3 separate regions of the Homo sapiens genome follow, and regions 1 and 2 are each linked to region 3. Evidence: chromatin contacts called from ENCODE Hi-C or POLR2A ChIA-PET data. All regions are on one chromosome and are shown on one strand. The core of a region is the stretch at or near the end of the contact, and the rest is flanking DNA. Distances in the headings are between cores, read along the strand shown.

Region 1 (3,672 bases), core at 803-3,302, 180 kb before region 3:
ATTAATGTCACAGAATGAAGCATATTGATTTTGAAACATTTTTAACAATGGGAGAAAGTTATATTTTTAAATAAAAATTTAAAAATGTTTAATGCAGAAATAATGATAAAATTAATTCATGTTTCTGTAGGTCTGAAATCTAAAAGCTGGACTTGAAGCTATAAGAAAGGGACATTAGGGGCTTGATTCAGATCTCAGGAGAACTAGTGCAGTCCCATTTTGGTTCTCCGTATACCTGACTCCACTGAAGAGACAAGACTTAGAAAAGGTGAAGTGGGGCTGAAGGTAAGGGTGAGACTGAGGAGTCCTTGAGGCAGAATTTTCTGAAAACAAATTTCATTTTGTATTTAAAGGGCTACCTGCTAGATGCTTATATTCTTTTCAGAAGAACAACAATAATAAATATCTTTAATTGGACTGATAGCAGATGAGCCTAATGGAATTCACTGTTGACATTAACATATCCCAAAGGAATCTTCTGAGGGATAGTCAAGATTCCCCTTTCCCCAATTCTTACGATGGCTTTGAAAACTAGCCACCAGTTCAATTATTGACATGAGCTTAAAAATTGAGCTTAAGATACATTGTATTAAAAACTGGCAGTCAACAAATGATATTGTGACATTCTGTTTCTACATTCACTTGGAAATCAATGGGATAAAAGAAAGTCTACATTTACATGAAAATAAAAAGATTTGCTTTAATAAAAGAAAATTAACTTTTTAAAATCCAAGAATAAAATAGCGACTGCATAGAGAATGGGTTTCATAGTAGATGTGTGCAAAAGATTGGATTGGTGAGCAACATTTAAAAGAGCCAACTAATTTGAAATTCTAACGAGAGGGCAGGTGCCCAAAGCGAGAAGCACATTAACCTTTGCTTTGGTAGGCTCTAGTAGATTACGGTGTTCAGTTTTTCCATGTCAGAGTGTCAGAGACCATGGCCCATGACTATTTGCTGAAGGAGCTGGGAATGGATGCTTAGAAAATATTTTTTGAAAGGTATTCATTTACTCATTCAACCAGTATATACTGAATGTCTACTATATGACAGGACTGTTCTAGGCACTAGGGATATGGCAATGAACAAAACATCAAAATCCTTATAAGAATGGAACTTACATTTAGGGGAAAAAATTAGTAAAAGGAATAGTGATCGCTGCAGAGAAAATAAGATGGAGGCTAAAGAGTGTCTGGGAAGTCTTGGAGTTTAAATACGTGGTCAAGGAAGGGTTCATAGTAAAACTGATTCTTGGGCAAAGACCAGAACTTTAGGGAGTATGCCACATGAATATCTATGTAAAGTACATTCCAGGGACAGGGAACAGCAAGTGCAAAGGTACTGAGGCAGAAACATGCTTGGTCTGTTAAAGGAACAGCAAGCAACCTTTAGGGCAGAAGAAGAGGGAGCAAAGTGGAGAATAGGAGATGATGTCACAGTGGGGTCGGGGAGGCAGAGGGCACAGACAATTTAGGACCTTTTAGGCCCTTGTAAGGACTTTGGCTTTTACTCTAAGATAGAAAGCCACTGGGATGCTTTGAGTAGAGGGATAATTGACTGTATTTATAGTTTAACATGCCTAGCTGCTGTGTTAAATAATGAATGTAGAACATAGCAGGGTCAGTTAGGGAGCTGCTGTGGTACAATCCAAGTAAAAATGCTGACTTGGACAAGCCTGGAAGCAACAGAGGCAGTGACATGTGGCTGGACTGGAGACATTTTTGGAAGCTGGAGTCAGTGGGGTATACGAGGGTAAGAGAGGAGCCAAGTCCCCAAGAGTTTTGGCCTAGAAAAATGAATTTGTTATTGATTGAGATGGGTAAGACTGTGTGGGTGGAGCAAGTTTTATGGGTACGTTTTAGACATAAGATCCCTAAGTGAAGATGTTCCTTTATTGGTGTTCATTATACAAGTCTGGAGGTGAGGGGAGAGTTATGGGCCTCTAGAGGTACATATTTGAGAACCATCGCATTCCTGTAAATCGCTATAATTGTGAATTGCATGAAATTGGATGAGATCACCAAGGAAGTGAGGGTAAGTAAAGACACCAGGGGTTAGTCACTGTGCGTCTTAAGATTTCTCTTTCGATTTTGTTTTCTTGGTGAAATAGAAAGCAAAGCATCAGCTGAGAGTGAAGATGAGGGTGTACTGTTGGAGCTTCGAGAAAAGAGAAGGCTTGCAATAGTCACTTAGGGGAGTGGAGATCAGTGGGCAGGGTAGGGTGGGGATATAGTAGGATTGCCCAGGGGCATGAGGGTGAGGGGCCTCCGTTGAAGTTATGCCCATTCTGATAAGGAAGTATTAGACTTGGATTGTAGTTCCAAAGTACAGAATGGAACCACTGGGTGCAAACTATTCATAGAGTGGTTTCAGCCAACCCTAAAAAAGACCCTGCTAAAGATGAAGTCCTCTAAAATGACTATTGTGTTTGATTTCCACCTGAATATTAGACATGTAAAACTAGAATATTATAGCTTCTCTAAAGGTCTTCCTTTTGTTTGGTATTCAAAGCATAAATGCTCATCAAAATTGTTTTCAGATTTTCTAAATATACCACTTTGTTCTGTCTCATCTGTAAGTTTCATGCTACATTTTAAATCAAGTCTTAAATCACATATAATCTGTGTGTTTGCTCACATGCAAGTATCTAATAGGGACAAGTTCAATAGCCTCCTGGTGAGACTTAATAATGCCTGTCTCCTTCATTGCCATACTTTTTACAGAGCTGCTTATTAATCTTGCCATATTCCAAGATCAAGGGTATGGTCCTGTTTACAGTCCTTAGCCTGGCGTTCCAGCCCTCCATGACTGAGGCCAGCTTCATTTTTCAACCTCATTTGCCACTGCCCTCTTCTGCCTGCCAGCTGCTACCATCACAGGCCTGGCTTTTTTGCCATCTGCCTTTGCACAGGCCCTGCCTTTCTCCTGGAAGGGTCACCACCTATCTCCTCATGTCCATATCTGACCTCATCTCCAAATCCTAACTCAGATGCTATCTTATCCATGAAACCAGTGCCTGTACCTTTCAAACCCACCCCCCCCACCCCCCGCCCATTTTCCTTGTCTGGAAAAAGCTTTAGCACTTCACTTCTATTTCTCTTTTGTCAAAGTGACAGTCCCCTTTTAGAATTATGTTTTGCATTCCTCTTCCTTCCCCTCCTAGGATATGAGCTGTGGGAGGGCATAGTCCAAGTTTCATTCATCCAGGTAAACCTCATAGCACACAAGCCCAGTGCCCGCAATAGACCACTTATGAAGGAATGGATGTCTAGATCCTACAAATACAAAATAGAAGGAAAAATATTTGCTAACTTTATATTCTTTCCCTCTTTTGTGTTTTGTTGTGGTTGTGGTTGTGGTTCTTATGTAGGAATTTATTTCTCCCAGAGCACTGAGCTTTCTTTCAAAATTTTAAATCATCATTCCCCATTCACCAGTCCTTACACTAGAAGTTAGATATCTTTGATAGGGCGTATCAGAAGAATTACCTTTCTCCCAGTATCACATGGGCTACAGTGAAACCCGTTTTCTTTTTTTTTTTTAAGGTTTAAATTTTTAATTGTGATAAAAACATAAAATTACTATTAAATATTTAAGTGTATAGTTTAGTAATGTTCAGTATATTTACATTATTTTGCAACAGATCTCTAGATTTTCATTTTACAAAAGTAA
Region 2 (4,150 bases), core at 863-3,362, 250 kb after region 3:
AAAAGGTTTCACCACATTGCCCAGGCTGGTCTTGAACTCCTGAGCTCAAGCCACCTGCCCACCTCAGCCTCCAAAAGTGCTGGGATTACAGGCGAAGCCACCGTGTGGGGCTTCAGTGTGTGTTTTCTTAAAATAGGGATATTTTCTTACATAATCGCAGTGTAGTTATTAATGTCAGCAAGTTTTTTATTGATAAACATTTTTCTCTAATCTGCTACATATATATATATATATATACACATTTTTGTAAAATTAACTCAGTAATGTGCTTTAGAGCCTTAAAAAACAAAAACAAAAAACTACAAAACAGTGTCCAGTCTAGAGTCAGGTGGTATTGTATTTAGCTGCAATGTCTCTTCTGTCACCTTTTTTTTTTTTTTTTTTTGAGATGGAGTCTTGGTCTGTCTCCCAGGCTGGAGTGCAATGGCGCAATCTTGGCTCACTGTAACCTCCGCCTCCCAGGTCCAAGTGATTCTCCTGCCTCAGCCTCCCGAGTAGCTGGGATTACAGGTGCACGCCACCATGCCCAGCTAATTTTTGTATTTTTAGTAGAGACGGGGTTTCGCCATGTTGGGTCTGGAACTCCTGACCTCAGGTGATTCATCTGCCTCGGCCTTCCAAAGTGCTGGGATTACAGGTGTGAGCCACTGCATCCAGCCCAGTCACCTTGAATCTAGAATATCTCCATAGCTTTTCTTCTTATTTTATGACATTGATACTTTTGAAGAATACAGCACTTCCCTGCTCCTTTTAATAGTGGATTCCTCATTTTGGGTTTATCTGATGTTTCCCCATGATTAGCTTCATGCTGTGCATGTTTGGCCAGAATACTCCATAGATGATGTGTCTTTCTCAGCATATCACATCTGCAGGCATTCGATTTTCACCTGTCTCCACTGGTGATTTTTTTTTTTTTTTTTTTTTTTTTTTTTTTAGATAACGTGACTCTGTCAGCCAGGCTGGAGTGCAGTGGCACCTTCTCGGCTCACTGCGGCCTCTAACTCGCTGGGCACAGGTGATTCTCCCACCTCAGCCTCCTGAGTAGCTGGGACTGAAGGTGTGTGCCACCATGCCTGGCTAATTTGTGTCTGTGTGTGTGTGTGTGTGTGTGTGTGTGTGTGTATGCATTTTTGGTAGAGACGGGTTTTTGCTTTGTTGTGCAGGCTGCTCTTGAACTCCTGGGCTCAAGTGATCCGACTGCCTCAGCCGCCTGAAGTGCTGGGACTACAGGCGTGAGACACCGTGTCCGATCTCCACTGGTGATTTTAATTTTGGTCACCGATAGAAGCTCTTGTCTGATATTATTTGGGCCTACAAAAATGGCAATTTCATAATTTGACCTAACATAAAACCTTTTTACTGAGGTTTTAGATATCTAACCTGTACTCTCTGACGCTCGGTTTCCCTATCTGTTGAGTTTGGAGATTGTTTCTGCCCCACGAGTATTACTGGAGGGGTTAAATAAGATGATGTATGTAAAATCTGCCACATAAAAAGCATTCTATAAATATTAGCTATTATTATTGCAGCCAGGTCGTGTTCAAGGGCATTGGTTTTGATCTTCCTCTCAGTCTCTCCCAATTCCAAGCAAAATCTCAACAGAGACCAGTGATGGCATGGGGATGGGGTGAGGGAGCCTCACTTCTGCCATCTCAGTTTCCTCATCTGGAAAATGGGAAACGCCTCCCACACCACGGGGTTGCAATGAGGTTTCATGAAATGTGTGTAAAAGTAACTGGACATAGAACAAGTTCTTAAAAAATCATGTGGGTGACTAGTAATCTCTTGTATTAGGAAAACAGGAATATCTGTCAGAACTAAAACCACGTTCTAACGTGATGTTTCATTTTGAGGCGGTAGCACGGTGTGAGTAAACATCGTCAGAGTCTAGGGCTCTGGAATTTCTTTAGCGCTGTGTGATTGTGGGCAGATGCCTTACCCTCTCGGAGTGTGGAGTGTATGGTTTGTAACAGGGAGATAAAACGGGTGAGAGCCCCCTAGGACTCCTGTGTTAATAAAGGGTGCTAACGGTGCCCCCCGAGTGAGCGGCGCGGGCCCGCGCGCACCCGCACGCCTCGGGCGCCAGGCGCCGCCGTGTGGGCGGAGCCGGGCAGCCTCCCCTGTCGGCGCCAGCCACGGCTCCCGGCCCCAAGCTCCGCCCCCGGCGCGCATCTCCCAGCAGCGGCCCGGCACCTGGCAGACGCGCGGCGGCGGCGGCGAGCGGTGGCGCTCGGCTCGGGCGACCGCGGCGGGGGAGGGCGCGGCGCACCGATGGGCGCCACTGAGAAGGGAGGCCAGAAGAGCCGGAAGCTGTTTTCCTTGCGGCGGCCGTGGAAGGCGACCCGGCGGCTGTGGAGGCCACGCTCAGCTCGCCAGGCGGCGCAGGGTGAGTGTGGGCGCGGCCGGTCGGGACCTGTTACCCTGAGGCAGGGGCGCAGCGGCGGCGGGGCCGTCCCCGGCGGTCTCTCGGGTCGCGTTCCCGGCCCTGGGAGCCTGGATGCCTAGGCGACGCCCGAACCCGACCCTCGGTCGCGGGTACCGGGACCGCTGGGGAAGCGCAGGGGCTGATGTCGGCACAGTCTCCTTTCCTCTAGCCCCTGCTCGTTGCTTTGGCTCTGGACACAGGGAAGCCACGGTGGCGCGGCGACACAGCCTCACTGAGGTTAGCTTGTCCCCGGCCCCCAGCACCTGGCCTGGCGCCTGCAATGCAGTGCCTACTGGGGGAATGAATCAGAACCCGAGGCTCCCTTCAAGGTCCTCCCGCCCTGTACCCACCTCCTCTCTACCTGCCTGCGGTGATTTCGAAGCTCTCGCCACGATAAACTATTTCCAAGCACACTCAGTCCTGTCCTCGCCAGGGCCTCAACTCACAGCCAATCACTGACTCACTCCATTCATTCATTCCACAATTTTTATCGAGCCCCTCCATCTGCCTTGGCCGGAGAACACGATGGGCAAAGCCCGGATCTTGGAACTACTTCTAGAGAGGAAGACAGACATTACACACGCAAAACAGAGAAAGCCCGGTACACATTGCTATGTGCGCTTAGAGGGAATCAGTCTGCTGACAGAGGAAAAAAGGCAGGTCCCCGAGCTTCCATGGCAGGCGGACTGGGAAGGCCTCTCCGAGGCATTGCAAGTCAGCGGAGACCCGAGGACTGACTAGGAGTTACTCTAGCGTGAAGCCGAGTAATAGAGAATAGCAAGTGGAAAGGTTCCCAGAGTGCCTGAATTGAGCAAGGGGAAAGAGAGGGATGCAGGGCCTGGATCGAGGTCTGGGCAGAACATGAAGAGGAGTTCGGATTTTATTCTACGTGAGCTGGGAAAACACTGAAGTGTGCTAAGCAGGGAAGTGACCTGATCTGGGGGCTCCCGGCTTTTCTCTGTCTGCAGTGTCCATGCTCGCATCTCAGCCTGCCGGATTCCTACCCTCCTGCCAAGACTAGCACAAATGCAGTCTCCTCGCTGAAATCTCTGTGGTTCCTGCCACCTGTAACCCCTCCTTTAGCATTTCGTCACCTGTAGAGCGTTTGTCACTGTTCATCTGGTATTAAAGATTCCACATTCTCATCCATTTCATCTTTGCATCCCCCACGAGGCTAAGTGCAGGGCTTGGTACTGTGTAGATACTGCTTATGAATGTGTCTTGTCTTGTCCTTTTTGTCTGTTTCCATCATCTGAGGATCCTTCCTCTGGGGGGTTGACATGCCTTATTTCTAAAATGGCCGACCGGATGCAGGGCAGAGCCAGATTGCACCAGGACCCTGCCATCGATATAGTCCCCCTCACCCACCCCCGGTGTTTTGAGGATTAAATAAATTAATGAATTAAACGAGTTAGTAGTTATAAAGTGTTAGCACCTATTAAGCATTATAAAAATAAATTTGAAAATGACCAGCAATAATTATCTTTCAAATATTTATTTATTGCATTGGAAACAAGCTTTTCTATTGGTGGTTGTTAGGGAGACTCTGCAGCTTGTCATTGTCATCTTGCCGGCTTTTAAGTATGTGTTCCTACTTTTTAAAAGTCAGTGCACCAACAAAATTCTTTCCATACTGTCATCAAGAACTATTGCTGAGGCCGGGCGCAGTGGCTCACCCCTGTAATCCCAGCACTTTGGGAGGCCAGGCGGACGGATCACTTAAGG
Region 3 (4,137 bases), core at 1,053-3,552:
GAGACGGGTTTTACCATGTTGGGCAGGATGGTCTTGATCTTCTGACCTCATGATCCGCCCGCCTTGGCCATCGTAAGTCTTAAAAGATCATTGTAGGGCAATCCTTATTCCTGAACCCAGCAATACCACTTCCAGAAAATCTACCCATGCAAATAATTGAGAATGTGTTCAGGTATAGTTACAGCCTGGCAAGATGAGTCCTGCCTGTAATCCCAGATACTTGGGAGGCTGAGGTGGGAGGATCACCTGAGTCCAGGAGGTCAAGGCTGCAGTGAGCCATGATTGTGCCACTGCACTACAGCTTGGGTGAGAGAGACCCCATCTCTTAAAAAAAAAAAAAATAACTACAAAGCTGCACACTCCAGTCCTGTTTAAATAGCAATACTTCCGGACACAATTTTTAAGTTATTCAATAGGGCTTTGGTTAAATAAATGTACAATGGAATACGAAGTAGTGATTTAAAAACACGTATGGAAAATATTTTTCCATGATATTTGATTCAAAGGAAAAAGGTGACAAAGCATTGTGTTCGATGTGATTACATATAATGCTATACATCAGATTGTTAACAGTGGTTTTCTGGGTGGTGGGATTTCCATTTATTTTCTGATTCTGGAAAAAATCTGATTTTTCTGCAATGAATAATAATTATTTTTGTGATTTTTAAAAAGGAGGGTTTTTTTTTTGGTGGGGGGGCGGTTGGATTTTTGTTTTGTTTTGTTTTTGAGATGGGGTCTCACTCTGTGGCCCAGGCTGGAGTGCGGTGGCGCCATGGAAGTTTTTGTTTCTAAAGGGTCCTTTCCTTTGGAGCTCCAACTCTACTAAGAGGCCATTCATATTCCCAACATTCCAGGGTGCCCAAAGGAAAGACCTGGCCAGTTATTTCAGCATCAATTCACAAAATGGGGCGTTGGAAGGGGAAAAACAGCTGCTCTAGTTGGGCAGTGATTATTAAACCCCTCCCAAAAATGGAGTGGACAATTTCCAAGATCTCATCATGTTAGAAAACTTTCATTCGCCGATTTCACTTTTCAAGTGAATCCTAAAGCCTGTTTCCTTAATCTTCATAATTTTGGACATTCCACAGCCCGACCCACGCGTTTATCTTTCACTGGGCTGCAGTGATTCCCCTTGTTACCAAAAGGGGCCCAGCCTCCGCCAGCAGAGGCCTCCTGCGGAGCTGGGGGCGGGACCTCTGGGCTGGGTCCCCCTCTCCCTGTGCGCTGGCTGGCGGCGAGTGCAGTGACTGATTTCCTCTGCTCGCCTTCCCGGAGGTCCCCACCCACGCCACTGCCAACGCTCGGAGGAAGTCACGTTCAGGCCCCAGAGCTGGTCTGAATCTTCCAGGAGGAAAAGAGGGGGTGCATGTGTGCGTGTGTGTGTGGTAGTGTGTGTGTTGTATGTCTAAGAGGTAGCAAGTGTGTTTGTGTGCGTGATATGTGTGTTTGAGAGGCAGCAAATGTGTGTGTTGTATGTGTGTTTGAGAGGTAGAAAGTGTGTGTGTGGGGGGGGGGGTATGTGTGCCTGAAAGGCAGCAAGTGTGTGTGCGTGTGGTATGTGTGTTTGAGGGGCAGCAAGTGTTTGAGTGTGAGTGTGTGGTATGTGTGTTTGAGGGGTAGCAGGAACCCTAGCTTGGTGTCTGTCAGTAACTAGATGGTGATGCAGGTAAGTGATTTTCCCGTTGAGTGGATTAAATTCCTAGTCTGTCAGAGAGGGTGTTGACCTAGAATGACTGCGCAGGTCTCCTGTCCAGTGTTAAGGAGCGTGAGTGCCCTGATGTCCCCAGGAGTGCTGCAAAAAGAGCAAAATGGCATATATCAGGCGTCCCCGAGATGCTGGCATCTATGTTAAAACTATCTTATTTCATCTTCCAACTACTCCTTACAATAGGTGCCCTGATCCCAATACAAGATTGAAAACTGAGGCTCAGAGTCTGCGGTATGCTGTCCAATATGTATGTATACACAAACACACACACGTATATACGTATGTTTGTGTGTATATACGTATGTGTATATATGCACATATATGGGTGTGTATGTATATATTTTACAGCCCATTTGGGCAAATGAGTGAGCCCCAGCCAGAAGCAAGCGCCCCCGCTGCCCCTGGGCAGTGGGCTCGGTACCGCCACGCACCCGTCCTATGTGTTACCTGGTCGCTGCTCACTGGAGTGAAAGCCATTTAGTGGCTGATCCAAGGGAAGTATGAGCTAGTGGCATGTCGAGACAAACCTGGATTTGATTCGCAGCTCTGCCTTCTGTTTGACTACAAGCAAGTAACAAGCTTTTGGAGCCTGTTTCCTCACTTCTAAGTGACGCTAATTATAGTATGTACATCACAAGGATAGTGACATAAGTGATGACTGTGACCAAACTTGGATCACCAAGCCTGCACCCAGGGAGCGCTCAGTAACGCAGCGCTGAGGAGTAGGCCACCCCGGAGGGCTCCAGGTTTCAGCGCAGGCTTCCGCGGAGCCAGCTGGATGCGTCACCATCCGAAAGTGCGAGCCTGGCCGGCGGCGGCGGAGGCGGGGGCACCGCGCAGTTGGAAGCCCGGGCGCTCTTACCGAAAGCGCGAGCCCGGACTTCCCCGCCACGATCGATGTGGCCAGTCTGCGCCTGCCGCAGTTCCCGCTCGCACCCCGGCCCCTCGCAGAGTCCCAGGAAAGCGCTGTGGCGGGCGGGCAGTCTCTGCCCCCGGGAGGGGACGCACGCACGCGCTGCTCCTTCCAGGTCCCGGCGGGGAAGCGATGCTTTCTTGGCCCGGGCTTGGGGCCAGCGGGAACCGGGCTGTCCGGCCGCGCCGTCGCGCCTCGCACGGCGTGAGACAACCTAGCTTTTTTTTTTTTTTTTTTTTTAAGAAAAGCATTGGCACCGCAGCAGCCTCCCCCGCTTCTTCCCTACTAGGACGCCCGCCTGACTCGCCCCATTGCACAATTCTTACCGTGGAACAGCCGCGTGACTCGGCGGGAGCCCAAAAGTTTCCCAGGTTTCCTCAGCCTAGAAAAGCGTGGGTGGGTGTCCCGGCCTGGCTCCAGGCGCCCTTTAAGTTGTATTTCTTCGGGTAACTGGGTTGCCCTTTAAAATGTGGAGATTGTCCTTTAGAAAGAAAGAAAATCTCACGAGCTCGCTGGCCCGCCAGGTCTAGGTTGGCGCCGGGTGACTGCAATGAAACGCGTTTCTTTTCCCATGTACATTTTCAGACGGTAAAAGTGTTTCGATTTGTTTGGGGGAGAAGTCAGGCGCTGGTTTTAAAGGAGGAAGGGGAATGATGCTTAAAAGCAGAGACACGATTTGGAGCTCTCCAAGAATCATAGTGTTTATTAACAATGATTGTGCTTAGTAGACACTGAGAAAATATCGAACGAATGAGTATTTGGAGGAGGGATTTAAATGGGTGTCTATAGGCCAACGCTTTCATTCTGCTGATGAGAAAACCTAGAGGTTAAGTGATTTGCCCAAAGTCACCTAGCTAATTAATGTGGAAGGCAGGAATGGAATCTGTCTCGTTTTGACTCCAAATTCTTGTTATGAGATGGGTGCGTTTTCCCCTCTTTATGAAAAAAAAAAATGCCTTCTGTAGTAATCTCTGTAAAGCCTTACTCCACTCCCTCTGTCTACGCATCTAAAGCAAACATACAAAACAAAAAAGAAAACAGCAATCCCCAAATGCAATCCATGCACTCAAATAGGCTAAATTTGGCAATGCCAAAACAATATATTAACAAGGCATTTTAGTTCTTATTCCTATAAATAACACTTTTTTGTTTTGTTTTGTTTTTTGAGACGTATTCTCGCTCTGTCGCCCAGGCTGGAGTGCAGCGGCGCGATCTCAGCTCATGGCAACCTCTGCCTCCTGGGATCAACTGACTCTCCTGCCTCAGCCTCCCGAGTAGCTGGGATTACAAGTGTGCACCACCATGCCTGGCTAATTTTTGTATTTTAGTAGAGACGGGGTTTCACCATGTTGGCCAGGCTGGTTTCAAATTCCTGACCTCAGGTGATCCACCCGCCTCAGCCTCCCAAAGTGCTGGGATTACAGGAATAAGCCAACCTGCCTAGCCAATAGTACTTTCTTATTCACACAAAATATGTGAAGAAAAGGAGGAAGAGGAGGAGGAGGAAAAACAGAAT

The links. A loop is a pair of places that touch in the nucleus more often than their neighbours do. ChIA-PET counts read pairs that join two places held with the same protein, here RNA polymerase II (POLR2A). Pooled maps may share reads with other maps.
Region 1: a pooled map shows a loop between it and region 3 (4-fold over the local background). The contact joins the enhancer-like site here to the promoter of LINC01359 in region 3. A Hi-C loop is called at or near these places in 6 of 50 pooled maps. POLR2A ChIA-PET finds 5 or more read pairs at or near these places in 2 of 52 experiments (activated CD4-positive, alpha-beta memory T cell and activated naive CD4-positive, alpha-beta T cell).
Region 2: a pooled map shows a loop between it and region 3 (4-fold over the local background). The contact joins the enhancer-like site here to the promoter of LINC01359 in region 3. A Hi-C loop is called at or near these places in 4 of 50 pooled maps. POLR2A ChIA-PET finds 5 or more read pairs at or near these places in 4 of 52 experiments (Caco-2, HEK293T, PC-9 and 1 more).

What each region holds. Positions count from the first base shown.
Region 1 is chr1:64,825,124-64,828,795 of GRCh38, forward strand. All of the region lies in intron 11 of RAVER2 (ribonucleoprotein, PTB binding 2), which reads left to right. Among named protein-coding and RNA genes, the nearest start is that of RAVER2, 82 kb to the left of the region's middle. RefSeq lists an enhancer at 2,008-2,187. Within about 2 kb of position 2,053, at least 5 of the 41 ENCODE cell types and tissues checked have a DNase peak (open chromatin) inside an H3K27ac peak, as active enhancers do.
Region 2 is chr1:65,252,264-65,256,413 of GRCh38, forward strand. No RefSeq gene overlaps it. Among named protein-coding and RNA genes, the nearest start is that of DNAJC6-AS1, 55 kb to the right of the region's middle. RefSeq lists silencers at 1,827-2,326, 2,417-2,486. Within about 2 kb of position 2,113, at least 14 of the 41 ENCODE cell types and tissues checked have a DNase peak (open chromatin) inside an H3K27ac peak, as active enhancers do.
Region 3 is chr1:65,000,174-65,004,310 of GRCh38, forward strand. It overlaps LINC01359 (long intergenic non-protein coding RNA 1359), which reads right to left and starts at 2,303. Exons shown (of 7, transcript NR_119383.1): 1 at 2,156-2,303. It also overlaps a transcript of JAK1 not described here. RefSeq lists an enhancer at 2,319-2,398 and a silencer at 2,529-2,668.